Regions from separate parts of the Homo sapiens genome. Here region 1 is linked to region 2. Evidence: read pairs that join two places in POLR2A ChIA-PET (ENCODE). Cell type or tissue: MCF 10A. All regions are shown on one strand. Links, peaks and the distances in the headings refer to the core of each region. The heading gives the core; the rest is flanking DNA.

Region 1 (15,285 bases), core at 4,361-12,360, 120 kb before region 2:
GAGCAAGACTCTGCCTCAAAAAAAAAAAAAAAAAAGATAGTGAGTTCTCTTTTGGAATCTGTTTGTTTAAAAGTGTGTGGCAACCCCTCCACCCAAAATGTGTTTTGGGCTTCTCTGAACATAGCAGAAGCCGAACCCCTACCCCGACTCTTGCTCCTGCTCTGGCCATGTGAAGTGTCTGCTCCCTCTTTGCCTTCCACCGTGATTGTAAGCTTCCTGAGGCCTCCCCAGAAGCTGAGCAGATGCCCATCCTGCCGCTTGTACAGCCTCTGGAATTGTGAGCCAATTAAACCTCTTTTCTTTATAATTTGCCCAGTCTCAGGTATTTCTTTATAGCAATGTGAGAATGAACTAATACAATCAGTAATTTCTCTCTGTATAGGTTTTTATCTCTATGATGACTTTTTTTTTCTTTTTAGACAGAGTTTCGCTCTTGTTGCCTAGGCTGGAGTGCAATGCCACGATCTCAGCTCAACTCAACCTCTGCCTCCCGGGTTCAAGTGATTCTCCTGCCTCAGCCTCTTGAGTATCTGAGATTACAGGCATGTGCCACCATGCCCGGCTAATTTTATATTTTTAGTAGAGATGGCGTTTCTCCATGTTGGTCAGGCTGGTCTCGAACTCCCGACCTCCAATGATCCGTCCGCCTTGGCCTCCCAAAGTGCTGGGATTATAGGCGTGAGCCACTGCACCCAGATGTGATGACTTTTTTAATCAAGAAAAGGTTTAATGGTTTGAAACCGAAAGTTGATGAGAGGGACACAAAAATTCAAATGATTGAAAAATAATTTTTTTTTTTTTTGACGGAGGTTTTTTTTTGCTCTTGTTGCCCAGGCTGCAGTGCAATGGCACCATCTTGGCTCACTGCAACCTCCGCCTCCTGGGTTCAAACAATTCTCCTGCCTTAGCCTCCCGAGTAGCTGGGATTACAGGCATGTGCCACCACACCTGGCTAATTTTGTATATATATATATTTTTTTTTAGTTTCTCCATGTTGGTCAGGTTGGTCTCGAACTCCCGACCTCAGGTGATCCGCCCGTCTTGGCCTCCCAAAGTGCTGGGATTACAGGCATGAGCCACCGTGCCTGGCTGAAAAATAAATTTTAATGAGAGCTTGTTATAGTAACTGATTTTTAAAAACACTCCAAAGTTAAAAGATGCCAATATCAGCAAAATTATGAGCTATGGCCCAGGCTCTGGTGTAAGAGGCCAGCAAGGCCAGGTGGTCCTCCAGCCCTGAGACACATGGTAACTATCACTTTTTATTTTAAAGTTCTCTTGTTCCATTTGTGTTTACATTTCCATATTCTATTTTGTTTTCATCATTGACCTAGAAATACATTTAAGCCAATTTTTCTTTGGTTTCTTAGAGCTTTTTCTTCTGCCTTGTTAACTTTATCAATGATTCCATTTCTTAAAAGTTAACATAGAACCTTTAGGGGAGGCTGTGAAATACATGTGTATGGAATAACCAGCCTACTTTTAGGTAATGTAACAGAGCAGACTGGAGCCTCCAGGTTAACAGTCTTTGACAGAGTCTTTTTATCGGCCAGAAAATGCTTGGAATAGAAATCCAAGGGCATTCAAGTAAAACTCCACTTTCTAGTAGGTGTCCCTAAAGCACCTACTAGATTTGTACGTCTCGGTAGCTCCACTGCCGGTCACAGGGCCTGGCATTCAATAAACATTTGCTGAATGAACGAACAAAGGAAGGATGGGATGCGATATAGGATTCTGCCAGAGAGAGAAGAGGGAACAGTATATTCCAAATAAAAGGAATAGCGAGAATGAAACGCGAAGGTAGGAACCAGATGTGCTTGCTTGTGGTAGTTGGTACACGGCATTTCCGTAATATGATTTACTTATAGTATTTATAGAGGAAAATTGGATAATGCTATTTTAAGTATAAACATTACAAGTTTTGTTTTATTTTATTTTATTTATTTACTTTTTTTGACATGGAGTTTCGCTATTTTTGCCCAGGCTGGAGTGCAATGGTATGATCTCTGCTCACTGCAACCTCCGCCTCCCAGATTCAAGGGATTCTTCTGCCTCAGCCTCCCGAGTAGCTGGGATTACAGGCATGTGCCACCATGCCTGGCTAATTTTGTATTTTTAGTAGAGATAGGGTTTCTCCATGTTGATCAGGCTGGTCTCGAACTCCCGACCTCAGGTGATCTGCCTGCCTCAGCCTCCGAAAGTGCTGGAATTACAGGCGTGAGCCACTGCGCCCAGCAACATTACAAGTTTTAAAGGGAAGTTAAGAAAACCCCAAAATACCTCACCTTTAAAAAATGACTTTATTGAGGTATAATTTACATACATACATTTTAAATGTACAGTTCAGTGATGTGTACACCTTTGAAACCATCTCCTGAATCAAGACACACAGCATTTCACCCTCCCCAAAAACGATCTGTTGTGCCTCTTTGCAGCCAGCCCCCTACACACCACCCTAGGCCTTCTCTCACTACAGGTTAGTTTTTCCTGTTCTAGAACTTGGAATAAATGGAACGAGGCAGCTCACACTCTCTTGCGCCTGGCTTCTTTCACTTAGCATAACACTTGTGAGATTTGCCCATGTGGTTGCTGTATCCACATTTTATACCTTTTTGTCATTGAGCAGTGTCTCACTGTAGGCATAGCCCCTAGCTTGTCATGCATTCTCATGTTAATGGACATTGTGGTTGCTTCCAGTTTGGGGCTACTATGAACAAAGCTGCTAGAAACCTTCATATAGGGTTCTTTGTGTAGAATGTGTTTTCATTTCTCTTGCATAAATATCTAGGAGTAGGATTGATGGGTTGTATGATAAACCATTTCTCATTTTTTGAAAATGACACCTTGTGGATCACCAATCCTTATGGTGGACACCAAAAATTGTCCTTATGGCCGCTGATAGAACAAAGAAAGCAGGGCTGGGAAGAGCATCATCTGAGCTGGCAAGGAACAGCTTATGACTTTAGGATATTTGAATAATGCTCGCATTCTCTGAGGACACAGCAACAATGGGGAGAAGGCACAGTATGCTGGTTAGTGAGTCTGAAGCTACAGGGAATACTTTACATGTCATTGCCTGAAAATTAGTTTTAGGTGGCATATTAGGTTTTCATACTTCATGGCAAGAAATCTACAGGAAATTACCTGTACCGTGAGTGCATCGGCATCAGTATTTTTTCACATGCAAATTATAGAAAACTCAGGGTAAACTGGCTTATGCAAAAAAGGAACTTGATTAGCTCATGTAACGAAAAATACCAAGATTTGCTATTAACATGACCCAGCATGATGTGATTGGGATGCAGGGCGCTTCAAACCCTTCCTGGCCAAAGTCACACTGTAGGGCCTGACTTCCCTGCTTTGTCCACATTCCCTCCGGGCTCTTTATTTAGTTTGGGGGTCTGGAGACTGGGGAAAGGAGGACGGCTTCAAGGGCTTTTACTTCTATCAGCCCCCAACGTTAGACCTGTTTTTCAAAGCATTGCTTTTTAATTACTACTGTCTTGGTTGATTTGCCAAGACAGTAAGAAGTAGCTGGGAGTGTGCCAGGTGCGATGGCTCACGCCTGTAATCCCAGCACTTTGGGAGGCTGAGGCGGGTGGATCACCTGAGATCGGGAGTTGGAGACCAACCTGACCAACACGGAGAAACCCCGTCTCTACTAAAAATACAAAATTAGCTGGGGGTGATGGCGCACATCTCTAATCCCAGCTACTCGGGTGGCTGAGGCAGGAGAATCACTTGAACCTGGGAGGCAGAGGTTGCAGTGAGCTGAGATCGGACCATTGCGCTCCAGCCTGGGCAACAAGAGTGAAACTCTGTCTCCAAAAAAAAAAAGGTATCTGGGAGTTTAGTTCCCCCTTAACCTGGGACAGGTGAGCACGGACAACAAAAGCCCCAAATCCATTGCCTGCTTCCTTGCACATGAAGCCCTATTTTACTGTCTGCTTCTAAAGATAAAAGCCTACATTCACAAGGATAAAGTTTCAAGCCCAAAGAAACACCTCACAGGACCTAGTGGGGAAGGTGGAGCATCTAAGTCAGACCTCCTGTATTTTTGCCCAGACCTCACAACCTTCTGGTTGTGTGACATTGAACAAGTCCCATTACTTCTGCCAGCCTTACTTTCCTCATCTGTAAAATGGGAATAATCATCACACCTGAGTTACTGCCCATCACACAGGTTGGTGTGAGGAACCAATGAGATAATGTGAATGAATTCGGTATGATTGAGTTGCTATCAGAAGTGGTCATCCTGACCCCAACCACTCAAACCATCTCTATAGAGTTTATCTGATTCCTCATCACCACAAACCTGGGGCCAGATTCCACTGTCAATCAAAGAGAGAAAAGAGGTTGGAATCCCCAGCGGACATTTCATTCCATTAGTTCTACTAAATAATTCTACAGTAGAGACCGATAGACCCAGAGCTTGAATTTGCTGCTGTGATCAGACTTCCTGGTAGCGAATGTCTGCAGGCCAGACCTGTGCTGTCCTGAATGCCTTGCCTTGCCCCGGGGCAGGAGATCCGGCCCTCTAGGTGGTCCCCTAGGCTAAAGGGCAGCAAGAGTGAAGGCCTGCCACACTCCAGCAGTGTCCTGTCCACCCCACAGAACCCCCACAAGGGGCAGCCCCTATTTTCATCCACCCAGCAGCTCTAATGGTAGGTCCTGGCTCCACCTTCTCCCGCTTGCCCTGTCTTGCTGCAGACACGTTGCTTTGCATCTTGGACAGAACCAGAAACGTGACACATTCCTAATAACCTTAATAATCCTCACAGCTAGCATTTCTTGAGCACGCGATCACCTTTCCACATATCTCATCTCACTTAAGGTACCCTACGCGAAGGAAGGATCATTGCACCATTACGGAGACGAGGATACAAACTGTCAGGCCTCTGAGCCCAAGCTAAGCCATCACATCTCCTGTGACCTGCACATATACATCCAGATGACCTGAAGCAAATGAAGAACCACAAAAAATAACATTCCACCATTGTGATCTGTTCCTACCCACCCTAACTGATCAATTGACCTTATGACAATACCCCCTCCCCGCCCTTGCAATAATATACTTTGTCATACTCCCCCGCCCTTAAGAAGGTACTTTGTAATATTCTCCCCGCCCTTGAGAATGTACTTTGTGAGATCCACCCCCTGCCTATAAAAAATTGCTCCTAACTCCACCGCCTATCCCAAACCTATAAGAACTAATGATAATCCCAGCACCCTTTGCTGACTCCTTTCTTGGACACAGCCTGCTTGCACCCAGGTGAAATAAACAGCCTTGTTGCTCACACAAAGCCTGTTTGGTGGACTCTCTTCATACAGATGCGCGTGACACAAACCTTAAAAGATGTTAAGTAACTTGCCCAAGGTCATGCAGTATCAGAACCAGGATTCAAAACAGAAACTCAGACCTGTCTCATGCCAATGCTTGGGACTCTCATCCACTACGGTTAGCCATCTCCCCCAGATGGAAAGAGTGGGAAACTTCTGCCAGATCTTTCTGATTCCATGGGGTAGATGTCTAGATCTGACAGGGCTCATCTCCAGTCGGATGCATGTCCACTGCCCCTTCCTCTCCCTGTCCTCTCAGCAAGAGTTGGGCCCAGTGGGCTTCTCTGACTCATACCTTTGCTTCTGGAACTGGCTTCCTCTCTGCCCCAATACCAGTGACCTTGGGAAATCCCAAATCACTTCCCTCCAGGAAAATGTCCACTTCCAGCTCCTCAGGCCAGTACTGTCAACCACTGCGCGCTCCCGGGAGCCATCCCTAAGCCCTTGAGCCCTCTGGAAATCATTTACAAAGTCAGGAGGATCATTTTAGCATTAGCCTTTATTCCCTGAACAAAACAGGCCCCTAGACAGTGAGGGCTTCTTATAAAGTTGCCTGACTCTCCTTTGCTTTGGGTTCCGGGATAGACTCAAAACCTCTTGAGTATAAAATTCTGTAACTTCCACTCTGTCTTCATTATGTGAGATGTTCAGAAAACCCCACTATTGGAAACAGAACTCACTAGACACTCAGGTAAACTACTTTGGCCTTTCATTCGACAGCCACCGTTATTTGAGGCCCCTTAGGGATTCACCATCGGTGCCTGGAGCGAGTTTGAAAGTCATCAAAGGAGCCAGGTGTGGCTCTGGAGGTCCTCGGGAATCTCTCTCCAGAAGGAATCCAATCAAGGAAAATCTAAACTGTTTCCTGTGACTGTGTATCATGGTTTTGCCCTTTTCCTCCACCTAGTTCATTTTAAGAGGATCTTAATGCTGCCTATCAGATAAGAATGTTATGTATAAAATTAGATATTTTAATACAAGCAAGCCTGGACTTGTACAGACAAATTTCTCACCTCTTCCACAGAGGACAATAGACTTCTGAAAAAGGTGCTGTATTGTCTAAACCCCTCTGGCCCCCTCTTCCTGATATTGCATTTGGAGTCTGCCGCACGTTCTTTTGAATAGTCTCAATTGTGAGAAATTTTTTATGCTCTCGACTTTAAGAAAACTGAGTAAAAGTCAATTGAAACCAAGTTTAGCGATTAAACTGAGAAATACCATTTGGGGTTTAAAATAACCCGTGACTATAAAATAAGAAGGAAGGATTTCTTTTGTTGTTCTTCGAGTGGCTCTGATGGTAATTATTTTCTTCTGAGACACATGAAAGCTTCCAGGAAGGAACCCTCATCCGGGTGGGTGCAGTGTGGAGGTGGGGTGAGATTAGGCCTCTGACTGCGAGAGAGCCCGCTTTCTTCTCTATCGCTACTTTCAAACGCCACTCCTTTTGATGTTGGCTAAGAATTTATCCTTCACATTTCCATTTAACGAGAGTGACAATGTGTCTAAACCCCAAGAGGAATTGGCTAAGAATTTAAATCATTCCTTGCCCATATGTCCTCTCCGTAAAGGTACGTTTTATATTTGTAGCTAGTCTCATAGGCCTAGCTTTCGAAGACGGGTAAGGTAAAAGAACCAGAAAACAAAGTCGAAATGGTGTCCCCTTCCTGTAGGCTCGCTTTTCTTTCTTTCTTTTTCTTTTTCTTTTTTTTTTGAGGCAGAGTCTCACTCTGTCGCCCAGGCTGGAGTGCAGTGGCATGGTCTCGGCTCACGGCAACCTCTGCCTCCCAGGTTCAAGCGATTCTCCTGCCTCAGCCTCCCGAGTAGCTGGGATTACAGACGCGTACCACCATGCCCGGCTAATTTTTGTATTTTTAGTAGAGACCGGGTTTCTCCATGTTGGCCAGGCTGGTCTCTAACTCCTGACCTCAGGTGATCCGCCTACCTCTGCTTCCCAAAGTGCTGGGATTACAGGCATGAGCCACCACGCCCAGCCCTCTTTTCTCCACTTTTGATTCCTTCCCTTCTTCCTTCAAAGGAGCACGCAAGGGCCAGGTCCCAGTTCCTGTCCTCAGCTCATTAGATCACAGGTTGTGAAGAGCTGGCACAGATTCAGCACACTTGGAGCCAAACACAGCTGTATCAATAGTTTGATAGGGATCTTCAGTTGCCCAGATTAATATGCTTATCAGCTGCTCAGGGAAAATCATTCAGGTGGCCCCTCTCCTTCCTCCGATGACCGAACCCCACCCCATGGTTTCTGGACTCCATCCCAAAGTCTCTAATTTTCCCCTCAAAATTGATTCTTCACTTGCTTAGGTAGTGTCTACACTGGAATTCAGCCTCACTGTTTGAAGTTGTCTGTTACTAGGAGAGTCTGTTTACATTAAGCCCAAGTGTGAACTCTCACTAATTAACGCCATTATGTAGCTTTGCAAATAACCACTTGTACTTATGGCCAGGAGAGGAACATTCTTTTTACTGGTTCCAACAACTGCCTTAAGGTCCAGTGGTGGTTAGTCACAGTAGAAGAGGGAAGGCAGCCGCTGGCTAAGGGCTGAGCTTGCTTATGTGTTGGCTAGTGCACCACAACTAGTTCTCTTCCAAGACAACGAGGAATTAATCATGGCTGCCTTTCTCAGGACTGTGAGGTTTTTGAGTGATAGCAAATAATGAAGCTAAATGGAGCCTCTAGCCATCTACTGAACCCCCCCATTTCTAGGAGAGGAAACAGGCCTAGGAAAGTGGAATCCTTTGACCTAAATTTAAGAGTTTATTAGAGGCGGCCGGGCCCGGTGGCTCACACCTGTAATCCCAGCATTTTGGGAGGCCAAGGTGGGTGGATCCCTGAGGTTGGGAGTTTGAGACCAGCCTAATCAACATGGAGAAACCCCATCTCTACTAAAAATACAAAATTAGCTGGGCATGGTGGCACATGCCTGTAATCCCAGCTACGTGAGAGGCTGAGGCAGGAGAATCACTTGAACCCAGGAGGCGGAGGTTGTGGTGAGCTGAGGTTGTGCCATTGCACTCTGGCCTGGGCAATAAGAGTGAAACTCCATCTCAAAAAAAAAAAAAAGAAAAGAAAAAGAGTTTATTCGAGGGTGATACGGTCCTAGAGCTCAATTCTTCTGGTTCCCAGCCAGTACATTCTCCATGCTGCCTCCCTGCAAACCGAATCTGTGTAGAACACCTTCGTTTCACCAGTAATGAAATGGCTGACAATAGGGTATTTTCCTGTCTTGCACAGATGATGGGTTACACGGTCATTTCCCAGCTTCATCTCTCTGGAAACAGATGGCTTAAATCTATTAAAATGGGTTTTCTCTGAGTTCTTCCATGAAACATTAAGCTCTGGGAAGGTCCAACTGTGTTTCCTTCACATTTAGCACCTAGTAAATGGTGCGAATGAAGGGTTAGCATTCAATAAATGGTGAATGAAAGAAGCAAGGAGAAACTAGCTATCCCATCAAGGACCAAATTGGCTGCCCTGTTAGTTAACCAATTAATGTAGTTAACCAGCCACTGGTGGAAGCAAGTTCCACTATGGGAAGCTCATCTTGCACTTCTATTATCTGGATGAGGTTGCTTTATTTTAAAAACATCAGTGCAATATTTAAAATTCAAAATAAAAGTATTACTCATCCAAAGTTTCTCTTTATCTCCAGATCCTTAATGATATGAGTCCTCAAAAGAGAGTCAGTAATTTTAAAAAGAATAGTCTCTCTTAGGAATTCTGCCCTGCTTGGAATTTCTACGCCTTTTTCAAAATTTCTAATTCTTTTTCTATCAATCTCTGACCTCAGCACTCAGAGTCTAGGAAGAGCTTACTCATGTCCCCCAGGGATCATTTCACAAACATCTGAGAGCTCCTCACCAACCAGACAATGCACAACACTGGCTCCCATGACTCAGCATGAATTCAGACACACACACACACACACACACACACACACACACACACGTGGGTGGTTTCTGCGGGTGCTCTGCAGGAGCTGTGTTTGGAGCGGTTTGGGATGGGCTGTGGGGCTGAGTGAAGGAAGGCGGCCCAGCTTCCAGCTCACTCTTTCCTTTCTGGTAACATAATTAAAATGCTACACTAACAAAAGTGAAAGAGCTTTGCAAAGTTAAAAATGGTGCAAATTCATTATTTGTTAAATGACACTAATAATGAATTAGTATCGTTATTATTATTATTATTATTATTATTATTATTATTATTATTATTGAGACAGAGTCTTGCTCTGTCACCCAGGCTGGAGTGCAGTGGTGCTATCTCGGCTCACTGCAACCTCCGCCTCCTGGGTTCAGGTGATTCTCCTGCCTCAGCCTCCCGAGTAGCTGGGACTACAGGCACGTGCCACCACACCCGGCTAATTTTTTGTATTTTTAGCAGAGACAGGGTTTCACTGTGTTAGCCAGGATGGTCTCGATCTCCTGATCGCGTGATCCGCCTGCCTCTGCCTCCCAAGTGCTGGGATTACAGGCATGAGCCACCACACCTGGCCGTCATTATTATTTGGCATGAAAGTGACTTCCAGTTCCAGTGACTGAATGTGGAGGGGGAGGGGAAAGGATGGCTGCTCCAGAAGGGATTGGGTGGTGGACTTATTTATTTTTTCTCTTTTTGGCAAATAAACTTGACCTGGTGATGGAGGCTTCTTTCAGCACCAGAGCCTAATGCAGATGTCTCCTCCTGGCTCTGGATTTCTGTGGGTGTTACTTGTTTATTGGTAGTTGTTTATATTTAAAACCATGTGGTAGTTTGATGGTGCCTGTAAATAGAATAAAATATTTCTGCTGCTTTTCTACCTGCTACCAAGGCATTTTTAAATGTCTCTTAAGAAAAGCAACAAGAGCCGGGTGCAGTGGCTCCCACCTGTAATTCCAACACTTTGGGAGGCTCAGACGGGTGGATCACCTGAGGTCAGGAGTTCGAGACCAGCTTGGCCAACATGGAGAAACCCCGTCTCTACTAAAAATACAAAAATTAGACAGGCATGGTGGCATGCGCCTGTAATCCCAGCTACTGGGGAGGCTGAGGCAGGAGAATCACTTGAGCTGGGGAGGCAGAGGTTGCAGTGAGCCGAGATTGTGCCACTGTACTCCAGCCTGGGCAACAAGAATGAAACTGTCTCAAGAAAAAAAAAAAAAGCAACAAAACGACAACAAAATGTGATAAAATACTATTTAGTCCAGTTAACGAGGGCAGTGCGGTCACTCACTCAGGCCCATGTACCCTGTGTGATGGCCTCTGAGCAGCAGTATGGATTCTAGACTTCCCGTCTTCTACATCCACAGGTGGAAACCCGGGGGGCACGTTCAAAAGGAAACACTTTTTTCTTTTTTCTTGAGACAGAGTCTCACTCTGTCACCCAGGCTGGAGTGCAGTGGCATGATCTTGGCTCACTGCAACCTCCGCCTCCTGGGTTCAAGCGATTCTCCTGCCTCAGCCTCCCAAGTAGCTGTGACTACGGGCACGTGCTACCACGCCCGGCTAATTTTTTTTATTTTTAGTAGAGACAGGGTTTCACTGTATTAGCCAGGATGGTCTCGATCTCCTGACCTCGTGATCCACCTGCCTCAGCCTCCCAAAGTGCTGGGATTACAGGTGTGAGCCACTGCACCCAGCCAAGGAAACACTTTTGAGCACCACTTTATTAGTTAATGCTCATAAGAGTTTTTTAAGTTGCTCATAATTTGGGGGATTGTTTTCACAGCGAGAGGAATGAAGAGTGGCTATGAAAGGTGTCATATGGTGGGATTCTCTGTGACACATCTTCATTCACATGACACAGTAGAAAACTCTGGAACGATGTGAGATAAGGGGGTCATCTACAGCCTTGTTGAATTTAGGGCAGATACTCTTTGCCTGGGGTTTGTGAAAACTGAAATTATGTATTGCTGATTATGTGCATTTGTCTGGGGAAAAGGTCTCTATCTGCCATTAGGCTTTCAAATGGGGCCAAGAGTCCTTGAAAGACTAAGAGTTCCTGAAGTGGAGACATTTTTTACATCAATTTATTAAGATGTGCTATAAAAAATACTACTTTGCTACAAAATGTTAAACATGCACAGTTTTTTAAAATGCCAATAATTTTTAAATAAATTTAATCTATTTTAGATTTAGAACTTTAAAAGATAATAAGAAATTAATTCCACGTATTAAAGTGTTCCAGAATCAGAACATTCCATTCCCTGAGTGAACATTTTTAGTATGGATGATGGCCTTACCAGTGTCTTAAAAATGTGGATTCTTCATTTATTCTTAAAAGATTCACTGAACTCATGCCATGTGCTGTGTACTATAAGATGATGGACAACCCCCCAAAGGTTAATGGGACTAATATGGAATTCACTGTCTGGTTAGCAGCTGATAACAGTGTTTCAGATCTTGATAAAATAAAGTGTCCAGCATACACAGATAACTCCTGCTCTAGATAGGGGTTCACAGCAGTCTTAGAACATGCAATCCTTAAACTCCATCCAGGTAGAGGCTTTGGAGTTATCTAGGTAACAATATGGGCAGTGGACAGAAGGGACAGAGGCAGCAGGAGCAGTTTTGTGTAGCCTACCTAGGTTTTAATATACATAGGAATGACCCGGGGCTTGTGAAAATGCAGATTCTGAAAGTCTGGGCGGGGGCCTGAGAATGTGCATTTATTTCCAAGATGCTGCTAGGTGATGCGGCTGTTGGCAAACCTCACTTTGAGTAGTGAGGGGAGGGAAGGAGTCCTACCAGGCCATTTAGGGACCTGCAAGCAGCTCAGGAGGACTCAGAAAGGGGCTCAGGTCACCTTGTTCCAGATGCCTGAAAGAATCTCTCTCTGAAATATTTTGAACATGCAGAAAAGTTCAGAGAATAATAATTGCTATACAGATTTGACAAATGTGGGTTTCTAACCACATCTGCCGCATGATTTCTTTTCTGTTTTCTTTTTTGAGTCTTGCTTTTTTAACCAGACTGGAATGCAGCGGCACGATCACGGCTCACTGCAGCCTCAACTTCCTGGGCTCAGGTGATCCTTCTACCTCAGCCTCCCAAATAGCTGGGACTACAGGCATGTGCCCATGCCCAGCTAATTTTTTGTATTGTTTGTAGAGACAGGGTTTCATCATGTTGCCTAGGCCGGTCTCAAACTACTGGGCTCAAGCGATCTGCCTGTCTTGGCCTCCCAAAGTTCTGGGATTACAGGCGTGAGCCACTGCACCCAGCCTGCTCCATGATTTCTGACACTGTGGTGGAAATTCCTTTCTACTCCTCCCTCCTCCCAGCCCCACCTGTTCTGCAGCAGAACCCCCATTCTGATACTGGTGTGTATCTCCTCTACCCATGCATAGGTGTACATAATCAACATTTAGTAATGTTTTCTATTTTATACAAATAATACTTCATACAGTTTTCTACAGCTTACACTTCACTCAGTTCCATGTTTTCAAGACTTGTCTCAGTTGATATTTGGAGATCTAGTGTATTCATTTTGAACATCTATTTCTGCATTATTTCTATGAATTTATTAAAATGTATGCATTCGTTTACTTATTGGTGAATATGTAAGTCATTTTTAATTGTTCATTCTCAAAAACAATGATTTGCAGGGATTTTTGTGTATCCGGAATACTCATTCCCTATCAGTTTCATGCATTACAAATATATTCCTCCAATCTGTGGCTCCTTTTGTCCTTGATACTGGCTTTAACTTTGTTTCTGTTGTCTTTTGTTATATAAAAATATTACATTTTCATTTTGTCAAACTTATCAATCTTTTTCTGTTGTGGCTTATGCTTCTTTTATCTTATTTAAGAAATGATAAAGATGCACTCTGTAACTCAGGATTTTGTAAACAGTAAGCATCAGTGGAGAAGAATTAATACAATACTGTGGGTGAACTTGACTGCAGTTTTCTTAACAATTTTCTTAACTATTAAGAACATTCTCAGGCCCCCGCCCAGACTTACAGAATCAGAATCCACATTTTCACAAGCCCCAGGTCATTCCTAAGTGCATTAAAACCTAGGTATAGGCCACACGAAGCTGCTTCTGCTGCCTCTGTAGCACCGTGGACCAGTTTTGCGGTAGACAATTTTCCCATTGATGGAACGGGGCTCGGGGGGCGGGAGGTGATGGTGGTTTCAGGATTAAACTGTTCCATCTCAGATCATCAGGCGTTAGATTCTCATAAGGAGCATGCAACCTGGATCCCTTGCACGCACAGTTCACGACAGGGTTTGTGCTCCTGTGAGAATCTAATGCCCCCACTGATTTCACAGGAGGCGGAGCTCAGGTGGTAATGCTCACTCACCCTCCGCCCACCTCCTGCTGTGTGGCCTGGTTCCTAACAGACCACAGACTGGAACCAGGGGTCAGACCCCTGCCCTAAAGGGCTGGCAAATTCTTCCAGTTAGAAATAGAGGCAAGTCTTGATGCGGTCCTCTTTACTTCTTAATCGTCTTCTGGTTTTAAGTGCATTGCCCACTTTGACTGGTACCCACTCACTGGGAGGTTGGAGGACTGGCTAACTCCCTTGGAATTTCTCAGGGATTCCTGATGAAAGTGAGTGGACTCACTCCCAGGTGCCCAAACACCTGCCCTCTGCTGGGCTGCCTTCCCTCTGATCTGGTACAATTATTGTGGCAATCTATGACTGTGTCAGTTTCTTTGACAGTGCCTCTTTCCCCTATTTCATGCACTTTTCATCTGCTGTATGTTGCAGATCAGATTATTATCCCCAAAGGATGTACCTGGAGCCCTTTGTGAATCCCCACATTCAGAAATGCCATCACTCCCCTAGGCATCTTCTCTTTTTCGTAACGTTCTATCACTTGTGTTAATAATTGCCTCTACTTTCACAGTCTCTTTTTCACAGAGAAACTTTAGAGAAACATTTTGGGCTTTTAATGGGAGGCATTTGTGTACTGAACTAAGTATCTGGGTGGCGGAGTCAATACAGTATAAATGTTTTTAGGTCATCTGTCTTTGAGGTGGGCTGTTCACCTCCTTGTTCCCTTGTGGACCCCACTCTTGGGGTCCTGCAGCCTGTCTTCTTTCCCTCCATCAGCAGCTCCCAGGGAGAATGCATCCTATCCCTCTGAGGTGCTGTCATCTGACACCCTCCTGGACAGTCCCCCTCATTTGTGCTTTAAAGTGTTTGGCAACTGCCCCTTGTCATCAGCACTCTCAGTCCCACTGTTATTCTGGTGTCTTTGATGTGTATGTGGCTGACCCAACTGATACCCTGACTTCTCAGCTCCTTGACTTCCTCAGCTTGTGACCTTTTTCTCCACTCCATCTTTCCCACAGCCATGATTCTAGTAGTCAGCTCAGGCTGCCATAAAAAATACTATTGACTGGGTGGCTTAAGAAACAGAAATTAATTTCTCCCAGTTCCGCAGGCTGGAAGTTCAAGACCAGGGTTCCAGCATGGTCAGGTTCTGGTGAAGGCCCTCTTCCTGGCTTGCAGGTGGCTGCCTTCTCACCAACTCACCTATCTAGGAGAGTGAGAGAGAAAGCTCTCTTTCTTCCTCTTATTATAAGGCCACAGTTCTATTGTATTAGGGATGAATCTTTATGATCTAATTTAACCTTAATTACCTCTTTAAAACTTTATATCTAGATATAGTCGAATTGGGGGCTATGGCTTCAACATACAAATTTTTTAGGGGGACACAATTCAGTCTCTAGCATCCCACCCCTGCCCCCCAAATTCATGTTCTTATCTCATGCAAAATATATTCATTTCATCCCAACAGCTCCAAAAGTTTTAACTCATTTCAGCATCAACTCCAAAGTCTAAAGTCCAAAGGCTCATCTAAATATCATCTAAATCAGGTATGAGTGAGATTTGATGATGAATCTTGAGGCAAAATTCCTCTCTGGCTGAAACCTGTGAACTCACGCAGGTTATCTGTTTCTAAAATACAATGGTGGGACAGGCATAGGAGGGACAT
Region 2 (15,285 bases), core at 3,959-11,958:
CTCTCCTGTTTCATTTGTTCTGGTTTTTCCCTCCAGAATATATACATTGGCTCATTCAACATCCACTTTTCTCCATAAACATCATCTTATTCCATATATTTTCTTTCTTTGTTTTATTCTTTCTGTGTTCTAAGGAAACAACTCGAGTTTGACCACCACATTATTGATTTGATTTTTGGGAATATCACTTATGCTTCCTACTGCCTTACACACAGATTTTACTTCTGCTTTTGTGGGTTTGGCCTCCTGGTCATCCTTCCTAAATTGCATCCTCTCCTTCCTCCCTTCCTCTGGAGTTCCCTCCCACTGCCCTTCATCCCAGCCTGTGCCCTCCTCACACAGTTCTGCTAGCTTTCGCACAGGGAATGCCTTCTCATGTTTAAGTTTGGATTTGCTTTGTTTTAATCCTTCCCCTTACTTTATCACTTAAAACACTGTGAGACAATTTCTAGCTACAGAAAGACTGACACACAATAATGTCAGGGGCATAAGATGCTCATTAATTGTGAGCTTTAGCTTTTCGTGGTAGAGATTCTGATGTTATTTTCCTCTAGCATTTATACAAACTTAGTAGTTCTTTAAGGTTGCAGAATCTCAAAACAATGAACTGTATCAGAGATAAAGATATGTAGAGCCAGAAAGATATGATGAAATGATGAAATAATAAAGCCAGAAGTACTTGGAGGTTATAATTGAGCTAAACACATTTTTTACTCAGTAATATATATTAGCAAATTACCCTATGATTTATATCAGTGGAAAGTTTCTCGCTCTTACTGTTGAAATTTTTGTTGTGAAAACCCTGAGAGCATTTAAAGTTGACGGAAACACCAGAAGCCACATTTTTGGAAAAAAATTAAATGTTAAATAAATTAGCTCTTGGATTTAAATATCATCATTTACATCATATTAATCTAATTTCTTGATTTTATAAAATGATACATTTTATACACATTAAGATACACATTAATCATACATTTTATATACATTAAGATACGTTTTTATCTTAATGTGTCATTTAAACTACAAGGTACCTTGCCCTTCTAAGTTGCAGAGGTTAGGGGATGTGGTGGGTAAAAATACCAAACAGGAAGCAAAAGAATGTGGACTCTTCTACTTCTGGCAGTTAATAGCTGTGCAACCTTGGATGTTATTCTCTCTCTCACTCCCCATCATAAAACTGGCGCTAATAAAGCTTAGCTGACCTATCCCACGGTTCGGTGAGAATTAAATGAAATGTCTGTGAAGGTTTTTATTAAGCTGGCAAGTTCCATGCTTATTTAAAAGATTATAATTCCACCACACTGCTTTTATTCCACTTTGAAAAGCCTTTAGCACACATTATTATTCAAAAAGTAGCAGTTGATATAGTATAGAATTTTGAATGTAATGCAAGAGAAATGCAACTGTCATGACAATTTAATTTAAGATTTGCAATCCTTATTCTTGTTTTGGAAGACAGCGGTAAGTGTAGACAGATATTTAATGTCATGAACCTCTAGATAAAGGAAGAAAGGTATGTATTAATTTAATTATTTCAATAATCATAGGCATTCCTCTTTTTACTTTTACTATTCACATATAATTATTTTTTGAAAACTTTTCATTATTTTCACCAAAGTAGTTCAATACAGAATAGTATAATATATCCCCATATGTCCATATGCTTTAAATTCTTAAATAATTAACTCGTGAACAATGTTGTTTCATTTTAACCGCCCCTAGGTACTCTACTCTTATACTAATTTGAAGCAAATCCTAGAGACCTTATCACTTAATCTGTAAATATTTCAGTATGTGTCACTAAAAGGATAAATTCTTTCCCTCCCCCAACATAATCACAATACCACAATCACATCTGTAAACAATCAAAGATAGTTTCTTAACAGGCCATCACATGTCCAGTCATATTTGAATTTCCAGTTGACTCATACATTTCATAATTTTATTTCCTTTTATGGTTTATTTGCTTCAGTCAAGATCTAAATGAAGCCCACGCCTGTGATTCGTTGTTATGTCTCAGGTCTTTTTCAATCTAAAGGTCCTTCTTGCATTTTATTTCTGGTGGAAGCCACATTGCTGTCCTGTAGCATCTCCCCTGACCAGAGTGCTGATGGCATCCCCATGGTGGCTTCCCATGTCCCTCTGTACTTCCTCTCTCTTGGTAGTTGTATCTAGAGGCCTGTTCAGAGTCAGGTCCTTTTTTCCAGCAGAGAATGAGGAGTGGGAAATATTTCACAGGTGGTGCTGTATTCTTCCATCAGGATATATAATATCTGGCGTGCGCTCTCTCTCTCTCTTTCTCTCTCTCTCATAGTAGCAATTGTTATTGCTCAATGCATCTATTCATTAGTCCACAAGGAGCTGCAAAATGGTTATTTTCTGTCACGCCTCCTTCATTTCTTAGCTAGAATGCTCCTGTAAAGAAAAACTTCCCCTCATTTGCTGTTTGGTTACCAGTAGTATAGTTTGCATAGGAAAGGTGAATAAATGGCTGTCTCTTTCCCCTTATTTACCCATTTTCAAAAAATAAGTTGGTCATCAGCATCCCCCAATAGTGACTAGTTAGATTTTTGGTGTGTGGTTTTTTTAAAAAAAAAAATCAATTATAAACTCACAGTTGTTTTGGTCCGTTGAAACTATTGTGTGCATAATGTTCGAATGGTCCCCATCTTTGGGGTGTTTGAGGCCATTGGGAGCCTCGTCAGGCTGGTGTGTGAGTCCTAGTGATCTTTGACAGTGTCCTGGGGGTCCAGTCTCACCTTTGACATTCTCTACCTCAGACCTAGAGTCACCCACTTCTCCAAGGCTCCCCATGGATTTTCATTTTATTGGTTTTGTGGGAAATAGTACTTCATAGCCATAATCTGGGTGTTGTTCTAAGACATTTCAGTGCACAGAACTAGGGAAAAGTATATATAAATTTACATCTATAATATTATAAAAGTATATATACTTTATATATATAATTATATATACAAAAAGTGTATATATATACACACACATATGTATCTCAAATACATGTATCATTTTCAAATTATTAATTAACAAACGTAAGGCAATTAACAAACCTAGGTAAGGCATAGATAATAAACGATTTTCAATTACGTAGTTATGTACTAAATCCTGTGGGGCTTTTGGAAGAACAAAAGCAATTACAATTCTGATGGTCTGACGCAGCAAACTTGTAGCATTGTCTTTGTAAATTTTTACAGATATTACACATATCTGTCTCTACAGGAACATCTCTAGTTTCAGAAGTCCCTGCCCTATTTGTTCCCCAGAAAAGAAGGGAATATAGACTTATGCTCTTTCTATCCATGTGTTGAAATTAAGTTGCTTTGCTTGTTTATTGTGAGAGCACAGAAAAGTAGATAAAAGCAAATGAGCTTCTGCTACTAAAAGGTTTTCCCATGCTAATGAAAAAGATGATGAAATGAAAAAGTAATGATTGTGGCTTTATTGAAAATAACATGGCCAGGCACTTGGATGTTAGCAGTTTTGTGTATGCAAATATATTTTTACTAACTAGTGTTGCTCCTTTAAATAGCCATTTTGCATTGTTGTTGATGAAGCAAAAGACTGGTGATGACCAGTTGTAATCTTTTCTGATGTTTCTAGAGGAGTATGGCACATCCCAACAGGGAAAAGTTCAGGCAACCAAGTTTTCATAGTTACACCACATATTTTACTAAATGAGCTTCCGGAAGAAACATGTACTTTGATTTGAACGACCACCTGGAAGCCACTCTCAAAGAATGTTGATGATCCCCCTCTAGCCTGGAAGGACAATGCATATACCACTTCTATTCATACCACCATACCATGTATTGTGGTTCCAAACTTTGATTTTTCCCTGACCTCAGAGGACTTTCTCTCTTCTACCAAAATGAGGATAACTGCAATGCTGGAAAGATTAATGCATTGTTTTCTCCTAGATGATTAAAAAGGCGTTGGTCAGTACATGAACTATGGTCAAAACATATTGTGTTTTAGAAAATATAATCAAGATAATATCTGTTTTAGTTCAGACTGCCATAACAAAGTATCATGGACTGGGTGGCTTCTAAACAACAGAAACCTATTTCTCATAGTTCTGGAAGATAGAAGTTGGAGATAAAGGAGCCAGCATGTTAGGGTTCTGATGAGGGCACTCTTCCAGGCTGCAGACAGCTGCCTTCTTCCTGTGTCCTCATGTGGCAGAAATAGTGTCCTTTAAGAAGGGCACTAATCTCATTCACAAGGGCCCCATCCTCATGACCTCATCACCTTCCAAAGGCCCCACCTCCTAATATCATCATCTTGGGGGTTAGAATTTCAACATATGGATTTTGGGGGACACAAACATTCAGTCCATTGCAATAATCAGTTATGATCAATAAAGTTATTAACAAGGTAAAGCTTACAATTATGCTTTTGATGAAATTATACCTCTTAGAGAAAACTGACAACTTAAGGTTGTGTTTATTATTGCATTTTGTTTCCTTGATTTTATTTCTCTTAGTAAAAAGTATAACATTCAAACTTGATAGTGCCATATACACACAATTTTTTCTCTAATTTTTCACTGGGATTCAAGATAATAAAGAACACACACTTGGCTGCTAGAAAGCTGCAGTTGGCTGGGCGTGGTGGTTCATGCCTGTAATCCCAGCCCTTTGGGAGGCTGAGGCAGGCGGATCACTTGAGGTCAGGAGTTTGAGACTAAGCCCCCAACGTGATGAAACCCTGTCTCTACTAAAAATATAAAAATTAGCCAGGCGTGGTGGTATACACCTCTAATCCCAGCTACTTGGGAGGCTGAGGCAGGAGAATTGCTTAAACCCAGGAGGTGGAGGATGCAGTGAGCCGAGATTGTGCCACTGCACCCCAGCCTGGGTGACAGAGCGAGACTCCATGTCAAAAAATAAAAATAAAAAACTGCAGTTACCTGAAAATCTCCTTTTTTCACTTTAATGATTTTTCTTTTCAAAAGTCTGTGTGTCCCGGTGAGAGTCACTGGTTTTAGGTAAATTAATGGTCAACTAAATATTTGCAACAAAAACATACCTTTTATTTCAGCTGAGAAATGGGAAGCGTGGCCTACAGTGTTAGCCGTGGGGCCCTGGGGCAAGTTGCTTCGCTTCTCCCTCAGGTCCAGGATTCATATCTGCGGAAGATGGGCTGGGCCAGGTGGCCAGGAGATCCCATGGGTCTGTGTGCTACAGGGCCTATGTGTTTCCAAAATATGGTCCTTTGTTTTTAAAAAAGCCAGGTGTGGTGGCTCGTGCCTGTAGTCCCAGCTACTTAGGAGGCTGAGGTGGGATAAGGCTGAGGTGGGATAACTGCTTGAGCTCAGAAGTTTGAGTCCAGCCTGGGTAACATAGTAAGACTCCATCTCAAAAAAATAAAATAAAATAAGTAAAAAGGGGCTGCCTGGTTACCTAACTATGGGAGTGCCTCCCACTGCATCTCCCATTTTGGAAGTTCCCAATGCATGCTCTCATCTTAAGTCTCTGAGAAGGACTACCTAAAAGAAACATAGTTAACCTTATTTAATCCAGAGTTTCCCAAACTTGTTAGATTCTGGACTCTTTTCTCCAGGTAATATCGTTGAACACCCCACAAAACTAGTGTTCTGCAGCAGTATGCTTTGGGGACACTACCTTACAGCATTGGGTATACAGTAGGCACCCCGCGAACATGTATTTATGGGCTTTGGTCTCATGCCCATGTAGAGCACTAGAACTCTTGGACTCCTCTGCTACTAAATCTACCAATGCACCTGTTTTCCAGTTAGGCCCCCGAGTCTAAAGAGGGACAGAAGATATTACTACCCACCAAGCTGGAGGATGGGGCGAGGGAAAGCCACAGTGGATCCACACTCCAGGCAAGAGAGTGCCGGTGGGAAAGGGAGATCCTAGGCTGCGGCAAGGTGGGCGTGCTCAGCATGATAGCAAGAGGCCGGCGCTAGGGGCCCACCATGGGGTCATCTCCCCACACAACACCCCCGCAAATATCTGTAGGGTTCACACACAGGTAAGTTTTATAGTCACATGTTGTTGAAATTTAGGCCAAGAAAGGCATCAGTCCTGCAGATGAGAAAAGAGATTCCACCTGGGCCTTGTTTTCCTAGAAATGAGGATGAGAACCATCCCACGGGGTGGATTTAGAGGACACAGAACAAGAAGGAGCATAACCAGTCCTGTGGTTCAAGCCTGCGTTTTGCAGATGGAGCCCTTGAAGCTGCATGGTTAAGTGGTGAAGCAGCTCTTCTGGTCAATGAACGCCAAGTCTGAAACACGGGCTCGGGCTTCTGACTCCATGTCAGGGCGTTTCCACGGCCGGCTCCACAGGAGGCTGCGTGACAGGGGAAAGGGAGACAGGCGGTGACCCACAGGCAGTCCAGTGTCGCTTCTTTGGCTTCTTTTTCTTCTTCATATTTCCATAGTCTTAGATGGTTACTCATTTTATTTTTAATCTACTCATACTTTATTCTTTGAAGGCATTCTTTAGTGAACCGATATTTTTTAATGCCCAGAAGTGGAAAAAAATTAATTTTTCTATTGTTCCCCACCCAGGCTTAAGTCCAAGACTATTAATTTAAATCACTGGCTTCTACAGGTAATGTACAAGGATAATTCTTTACAGATATTTACAGGAAAACATCCGCTCATTCAATGAATGTGTGCCAGGCACTGTTCTAGCCTCTGGGATTCATTATGAATAAAACAACAAAATCTCTCATCTTTGTGAAATGAACGCTCTAGTACAAAATGATGGCTGTAAACAATACGTATAACAAAGAAGTAAATCATCTTGTATGTTAGAACTGGGCTTTCCAGACCTTAGTGTACCTGAAGACCAGCTGGGAACCTTGGTAAAATGCAGATCCCGGCTCAGCAGGTCTGCGGTGACCGAGGCTGTGCAGCTCTGACCAGCTCCTGGTGATGCTATCTTGTCTGTCTGTGGTTCTCTCCCCACATTTTCAATAACAAAAACTTGGAAGTTGTCTGTAATAGGTAAGGGAGATTGCAAGGGAGAAGAAGAGCAAAGATTTGGGGGAGACGTGCTACAAGGGTATCCTGGAATGGGGTCCAAAGCTTCCAGGCTGAAAGCACTGCTGGGGCAAAGACTCTGAGGGGAGGGCATGACTGATGTGTTGGAGAAATGGCCAGGAGGCCAGTGTGGTGGCAGTGGTGTGAGCGACGGGGGAGCAGGGGGTGAGAGGACAGCAGTAAGGAGCAGTACTAGGAAACCACATGGGGTAGGGATGTGCAGCCCACAGCCAAAGCTTTGGTTTTACTCTGAAGGAAGTGGGAAGGCATGAACAATGTGGGCAATCCACACAAAGATGTGTACGTGGTTGTTCGTAGCAGCATCAACCATGAGAGCCAAGACCTTGAAACAATCTGGTTATCAGCTAGTGCACAGATAACAAAATGTGACCTGTCCACACACTGGCATACTATTCAGCAATAAACAAGGAACAAACTAAGCTGGGTGCAGTGGGTCACGCCTGTAATCCCAGAACTTTCGGAGGCCAAGGTGGGTGGATCACCTGAGGTCAGGAGTTCAAGACCAGCCTGGCCAACATGGGGAAACCCTGTCTCTACTAAAAATACAGAAAATTAGCCAGGCGTGGTGGCACATGCCTGTAATCCCAGCTAGTCGGGCGGCTGAGGCAGGAGAATCTCTTGAATCTGGGAGGTGGAGGTTGCAGTGAGCTGCGATCACGCCATTGCACTCCAGCCTGGGCAACACGAGTGAAACTCCATCTCAAAAAATAAAAATAAATAAAGGAACAAACTGCTAATCCATACTACAACATGGATGGATCTCAAAAATGTTATGCCATATGGAAGTAGCCAGATGCAAAAAAACTACAGATTGCATGAGTCCATCTCTCTGAAATGTCCAGAAAAGGCAAATTTAGACAGAAAATAGATTCGTGGCTGCCTAGAGCTTGGAGGTATTAGTAGTAGCAGGGATTAATTGCAAAGTGGAACAAGGGAACATTTTGGGATGGTGGATATGTTTTAAAACTGGATTGTGGTGATGGTTGCATAGGTCTATAAATTTACTAAAAATAACAAAATTATACACTTACAAGGGGTGAATTTTATGACATATAAGTTGTATCTTTTTTATTTTTTATTTTTTTAAGTTGTATCTTAATAAAGCTGTTTTTAAAAAAAGTTTTAAAAATGATGTGAGCTGAGGAATGACGTGCCCAACTTCCACCTTACCAATACCCCTTTGACTGGTTGTTAAAAACAGACTGCTTTGGGCAAGGGTGGAAGAAAATCCAGTTAGAAGGGCAACTTCTGCATGGCTGGGATTGTCTTTCTTTTGCCATTATTTTTGCATAATAATTTATGTAGGTATAGAATTGTGGGTTTAGAGTTACTTTCTCTTGAGTACTTTAAATATTTTTTTCATTAACTTCTAGCATCTGTTGTTTCTAATGAGAAAACTGAATGAGACAGTTTGAAATGTATTTGCCAGAAGAAAATTACTACTGTCTACTGGCTTGGTGTTTCCAATTAATAAGTAGATATTAATGTGACTCAGCAAATTGCTGTATGTCAGGAGGTTTCCTTCTTTATTGTACATAAAGATCATTAACGTACATATTTTAACATTTTGTATGAAACTTTCAACTTTTCTGACCATTTTTAATTGTATTTTTTTAATTCTTTTCATTTTAAGTCCTTTGAGATAGATAGCATTTGTTTCATCATTTTCTTTTAAACCATGAGGAAATTAACTGACTCATCGGAGATTGTTTATCCAGTTAGTGTTCATCCAGTTAGTGGCAGAGCCAACACAAATGATCAGGTCTTGTAGCTCCTGTCTGTACCATCTTTCCCGAAGACTCAGGTTATACAAGATCAGGCCTTGTCCTACGTGCTTCAGTGTTCTTCCTTTGATGCTGACACCAACAAAAAGTGTTGTGTAAGACCAGCACTCTGCTTCCTGCCATGAGTTGTGATTATGATTTCATCACAAAATATTTGACCTCCCCATTCATCATCTTGGATTAAGTCACTTCATGTTTCGTAATTCTCTTTTGTCATCTAAGACATAACAATATGAGTAACCTACCTATTCTGTGAACTACAGAGTCGTTGTAAGTGCAAAGGAGTTGGTAGTCATCTGACCAGCATGTGTAGACTATTCCTTCACATTCCCTCACCCCCACACATAGGTAATCGCAGTTTCTGAGGGTCAATCTCACACTTGCTCCTGCAATTTTGCTGTGTACCACTGCCCCCAAAGCTGCCCCGCCATGTGCAACAGACCCTCCCAGGGCTCTGTTGGGTACCAGTAAGGCACCTCTTCCAGAGCCCACTAACGCAGTGGGGGCCCCGGGGTTTTACCAACTGGTCCACTTGGCCCTATTATTTCTCTTCATTCTTTGTGAGCCATGTGGCTCCTCACTGGTGGCTGCTGCTAATATTTTAGACCCACCATTTGTGTCCTACACCTTCGAAACTGCAGGAAAGTCTCCGGGGGAGTGGGGGCAACGGGCTCTCCCCCCCGCACCCCATTAATCGTATCTTGCTGGAAGGGGCTGCAAAGCGGTGCTTAGGGAAACCTCTATTTCCACCGATAACCCTTTCCCTCAAAAATACATACTCCTTATTTTGCTGATGATGAAAACCAAGTTTCAGGTTGTTGAAGAGATTTGCCTTAGATTTCCTCTTGAGAAGACAGTAGACGGGAAATAAATCCAGCCGGAAACCCATTCAACTAACCAACACTGCCTCTTTGCATGTTTGTGCATGTAGGTAAATACATCCGTAGATTTATTTAAAGCATGTGTAAAAGCTAAGGCATATTACCTGTAGCGGTTGGTATTCTTGTAACACATTATAACACAAGGCAGCCAGAATTATTTTAATGCCATTTAATTCAAAACAAAATTGTTTAATAGGTGATTCAGTTTTATTAGGCTGATTAGCAATAATTTGCAAAAACTGTTTAAACAAGTCATGGAAAATAAAATGAAAATTTAATTAGCACCAGTGTCAAGGGTAAAAAAGCAATTAATATTAAACACTAATGTGAAGATACTGTTCTTTTGTTTTTAATTATTCAATACCACACTGAGCAGATTTTGATTATTTTTTCTTTCTGAGAAAATAAAAGGCTTTTAAAATTATACTTAATATTAGCTGTACTAACTATAAATGGTGAAACCAAAAGACTTATTTTTATTGTCAGGAAATCTAATAGTACTACTAAGAGGTCACGTAGCAATTTTAAATTTTTAAAATATTTGGCAACAGAAATCACCTGAAACTTAAAATAACCGTATGCCTTTCAGAGCTCTTTGACTTTGGAGTTTAACAAAGGGATAATCGAAACAAACCATTAATTTTCCAGAGTGGTGAAGGACAGTTATGTTGGAACATGGGCTTTTCAAGCTCGGGTGTTTTCTCGCATGGTGTTATTAGCAGAATTTAAAGAGAAGGTGCAGCCTACAGATTAAAGAACAGGCTCAAGAGACCTGATGCTTCCTTTCTCACATGTGGAACCTTTGTTGCACTCGCTGAACAGGTTTCTCAATGTGCAGCCCACAGACCATTAAAACCAGAACCTTCTAGACAGGTTGAGAATTCAGATTCTTGACCTATAGAGCGACTGAAGGGCCAGGGAATATTCATTTTAAAAGCCACTTACGGTGCTTCTCATCCATTCTGGAGTGTAAGAACCCCAGTCACAGAGGCATACTTGCTCAAAATGTCACAGGAAACCCATAGTGAGATGTAGCAACAGCTGGAGGAGGCAGAGTCATGGTTTTAGGCAGACATTGCAGAACACCTGATGTATATTCTGGATTGATCCAATGCTCAGTCTTGGGTGTGGGTACAGTTCAGCAATCTGCAGTATTAGGTAATTGCTTTTAAAGATTTCTCTGCAGTGCAATTTCTCCATCTGGAAACAAAAGCCATGCACATAAGTATCACAATTCAGACCCTGAGGCCCTCAGATAAAACACACCATGCAGTCACTGAGGACTGTGCTATCATCACACGCACCAAACCTAGAGAAAACCTCCAACAGACTCGCTCACTCACCAAATGGCCCGGTCAACAAATTTGGGTGGATAGGCCCTGTGGAGGTTCAGGAAGATTCAGCAGTAAGACATTTTTCTTCTCCTCTTTTTTTCCCCCTTATACTAACTGAAAAACTACTTAATTAAATCCGACTTAGTATTCACTAAGAGCTTAGCACTTAATTCAAATGCTTCATTTATCTTAGGAAGCAATAGCCAATAATAATAATAATGACAGCTCACATTGCTTGCATACTGGACACTGTGCGAAGTATTTTACTTACATCGTCTGTATCATCTTCACAACCCCATGGGGAAGGTGTCCTAATTAACTATATTTTGCAGATAAGGAAATGGAGGCTTGAGAAGTTACATATCACGGTCACAGATTTTGTAAGACGCAGAACCACGGCTGGACCCCACGCCTGTCTGACCTCACAGCTTACCCTCATTGTACTGCCTTTGACACAACTAAGAATGAAGTGGCTTGCCAGGTGCTGTGGGATTCCATTTGTAAAAATATGTTTTCATTTAACACATGTTTACAGAGAATCTGCTATGTGCATGTGGGGCAAAGCCCAATAAATAAATTCGGTTATTGAACCGAATGGGACTGAATTACAGTTCAAAAATCCAGAAATCCGTCGAACATGAAGCCCTGTCCTTCAGGCACAGCCCGGCCACAAGCCAGGATAGAAAGAGGAACTATAACTGTACTTAAGTGACTGTCCTCCAAGGCTGAAACATGCCACAGAAATTTGACAAATCGATAAGCTATGAAGGTCTGGTAGAGTGAGAAGGTAAGTCTGACCCTCGAACTGTGCTTGACACTATGACAAATACAAGATGATCTGTTGGAAACATTGGCATAAACTACTTAAATATCTAACCGTAGAGGATAATTAGATACCTTGCTGTTATGAATCCATAACTGTATATTCGCCAACTATGAAAAATAATGCTACATCGGAAAACAAGGTCTATTGGTGTGGAAAGATGTATATCCTGTGAGAGTGAGAAACAAAAAACAGACAAAGTGAAAAATCAGGTGACAATAGAGGATGTACACAATGTATACATTATCTTAATTTTGGAAAATCACAGATATAGATAAAGGCACATATGTCATGCATATATGTATATATGTGCATAAAAGACGAGGTTCATATGTGTTTGCAGGCATATGAAAGGCACATATTATGTGCATGTGTTTGTGTGACTATGAAAGGCACATGTGGTATGCATATGTGTTTGTGTGTATATGAAAAACACACATAATGTATGCATACACTTGTATCATAAGAGATATATCTGCATACATATATGTGTGTACGCATGCGGAAGACAATGTATATATTTTTATATAGGACACGTATGATGTGCATATATATGTTTGCATGCTCATGAAGACAAATGATTTACTCATACATTTGTGTGGCATATGGAGCACACATATAATGTGCAGGTATGTTTATATGCATATATCATTTCTGGGTGATTGGAATTGTAGCTGTTTGATATGGTTCATTTGCTTGTCTATATTTTCTGATGTTACTGTAATGTGCATGTAATTTCTTTTGCACCAAGAAGTAAACATATACAAAACTTCATTTGCAGAAGCACCCCAAATTTAATGGGCTCAATACCTTCCATGGTTGGGGACATGAATTTGGTTTTAAAAGAGAATTAGGCAAGCCATTACTGTGCAATGGCTAAAACATTGAAGAGCAGGGACATAGGAATTTTTTTTTAATTGAATCTTCTTCTGAAAAAAAAAATTGATTTATTGTGAATAAATGGACGTATTTGTTTAGGGGATGTTGGATTTAAAAGTTTAGGAGAACTTTAAGTATGGCATTAGAAAGAGGGTTTTTGGCTACCCAAACACTTCATCCATTTTCACAGAGGCCTTTTATAAGGGTCTGAGATGACAAGGAAGTTCCCATCCTCAAGGTGGGGAGAGGGCACTCATAGATGGAATGTTATTGTCTGCATGATGTCGAGTTTCTGTTTTAATTCAGCTGTTCAGCATTCCACGTGTCTGGTTAATTTTAGCTCTTATCTTTGCCAGGATTTTATGTCTGTCTCTCGAAGAAAGTTGCCTAAATTTAATAAAACTTGCTTTATTGCCAAATGATACCCATGTGCGTCTTAAAGTCAGTTGAGGTGAATCTTAAAACAATTGGCTGGCTGATCCCAGCGTTCAAAGGCATCTACCTTTTATCATTTTTAATAGAGTTCAATGCCACTTACATGCAGGGGCTATAAATATGAATAATTTCACTGAGCGAGATTTACAGTTTCCAGGAAAGATGACTAAACATAATTAGGAAAAAAAAGAGAAGGAGAACGCCTGATGGAGAGCAGTGGTAAGACTGCCTGTTCCCTTTTCATTTTCTTGTGCTCTTTGATAAGGATGTCCTGGTGGACACATTTCTCCTATTGTGGCTATACGCCAGTGTCCCATGGCCTGTGAGATGCTATAATGGCTCCGAGGCTCAGGAGCTTCCTGAATGCAACCATGCCCAAAACAGCATCTGTGATGTAGAATTTACAGGTCTTAGACAGAGAAATAGTTACACAGTAAAATTGAATCTCTGGAATAGCAAGGTGTTTAATAGCAAGATTGTACTGCATTTTCTTACATTTTCTGGTTGCCAGACAAATGGGAGAATCCCAAAAATAGGGCACCCTAACATCACCTACACCTTGAAGCTGAGCATTGGAGAGATTTGCTTTCTCGATAAAAGGAACATATCCCCAAATGTAACAATGACCTCTTACAGCAACCACTTTCCCAGAAATTGTCCTTACCTCCAGGAGCCAGGAATGGAGAAAGAAAAGCTCCTGGGGGCAGAGCATCAGTGGCAGATCAATCACTTATCTTGTCTTCTTCTGAGGCAGAGGCTACCCTGGAGCAGCTACACAGCGTAATTGAACCTCTGGTTCAACTGAACTGACAACTGTATAGGACTTGAGCTTTCTATTGAGCTGAGCATTGCCTGGGAAGGAAGGTAAGGTAAAGAGCATGGGATGGAGCCAGCTACAGTTTCCAGGGCCCAACTAGGGAGAGCTTTCAATCCCCATGGAGACTTGAGGGAGAAAAGACAGAAGTCAAGCCAAGTCAACATAAACCATGAACTTAGTACACAAAGGCTAGTGGGATGGGATATTAATGGTTTCTATGACAAATAAAGGCGGTCCTTTACAGCTCTTGGTAACTATACAAAAAGCTACAATTTCTTGAGTGTTTGACCCTGTGTGAGGCACTGTGCTAAACACACTAAACATATCACCCTATGGGAAAGTCGTTATTATCCTCATTTTGAGATGAGTACACTGGGGCTCAGAGAAGCCACCTAAGTTGCTCTGGGTCACCCAATTGGCAAATGGTAAAGCCGGGATTCACCTCTGTCTGTCTGACTTAAAAGTTCATGTTTGTAAACATGCTGTTGTAAGAAGACTTGAACATTTTATTATTGATACATAATATTTGTACATATTTTATAGGCACATGATATTTTGATACGTAGAATGGATAAGGATCAATTTGGGGTATTTAGGGTATCCATCACCTCAAGTATTTATAATTTCTATATATTGGGAATATTTCAATTCCTCTTTTCTAGCTATTTTGGAATAGACAAAACATTGTTGTTAACTATAGTCACCCTACTCTGCCATTGATTGTTAGATCTTATTCCTTCGATCTAACTGTATGTTTGTACCCATTAACCAACGTCTCTCCATTCCCCTTTCATTCCTACCAATACGATGCTTTTTTGGTTACTTTAGCCTTACAATATATTTTAAAAGTTGAGAGTGTGATGTTTCCAGCTTTGTTCTTTTTGCTCAGGATTTTGCTTTGGCTATTTAAACTGTCTTTGGTTCCATGCAAATTTTAGGATTTTTTTTTCTATTTCTATAAAAAATGACATTGGTATTTTGATGGGGATTGAATTAAATCTGCAGATTGCTTTGGGTAGTATGGTAATTTTAACAATATTAATTCTTTCAATCCATGAACATGGGATGTTTTCCATTTGTTAGTTTCTTCTTCAATTTTTTTCTTCAGTGTTTTGTAGTTTTCCTTACAGAGGTCTTTCACCTCCTTTGTTGAATTTATTCTTAGGTATTTGTGTGTGTGTGTGTGACGATTGCAAATGGGATTGCTTTCTTGATTTCTTTCTCAGATTGTTCATTATTGGTATATAGAAATGCTACTGATTTTTGTATGTTGA

Evidence for each region. Peaks named below come from ENCODE experiments on the same cell type or tissue, not always from the same donor. Only the 100,000 strongest peaks of a DNase experiment are listed, where the experiment ranks them.
Region 1: POLR2A ChIA-PET joins it to region 2 with 15 read pairs; 2 of 35 experiments call an interaction of 5 or more read pairs at or near these places.

What each region holds. Positions count from the first base shown.
Region 1 is chr6:3,464,052-3,479,336 of GRCh38, forward strand. LOC643327 (a long non-coding RNA gene) reads left to right here. Exons shown (of 2, transcript NR_147844.1): 2 at 4,835-4,959. Among named protein-coding and RNA genes, the nearest start is that of SLC22A23, 15 kb to the left of the region's middle. RefSeq lists a cis regulatory region at 8,993-9,473 and an enhancer at 9,084-9,378. In MCF 10A, for the core only: no CTCF peak of the experiment used is centred there; a DNase peak (open chromatin) is centred at 9,220.
Region 2 is chr6:3,583,613-3,598,897 of GRCh38, forward strand. It overlaps LOC100507336 (a long non-coding RNA gene), which reads right to left. Exons shown (of 4, transcript NR_187650.1): 4 at 9,878-10,923. Among named protein-coding and RNA genes, the nearest start is that of SLC22A23, 130 kb to the left of the region's middle. In MCF 10A, for the core only: no CTCF peak of the experiment used is centred there; a DNase peak (open chromatin) is centred at 8,929.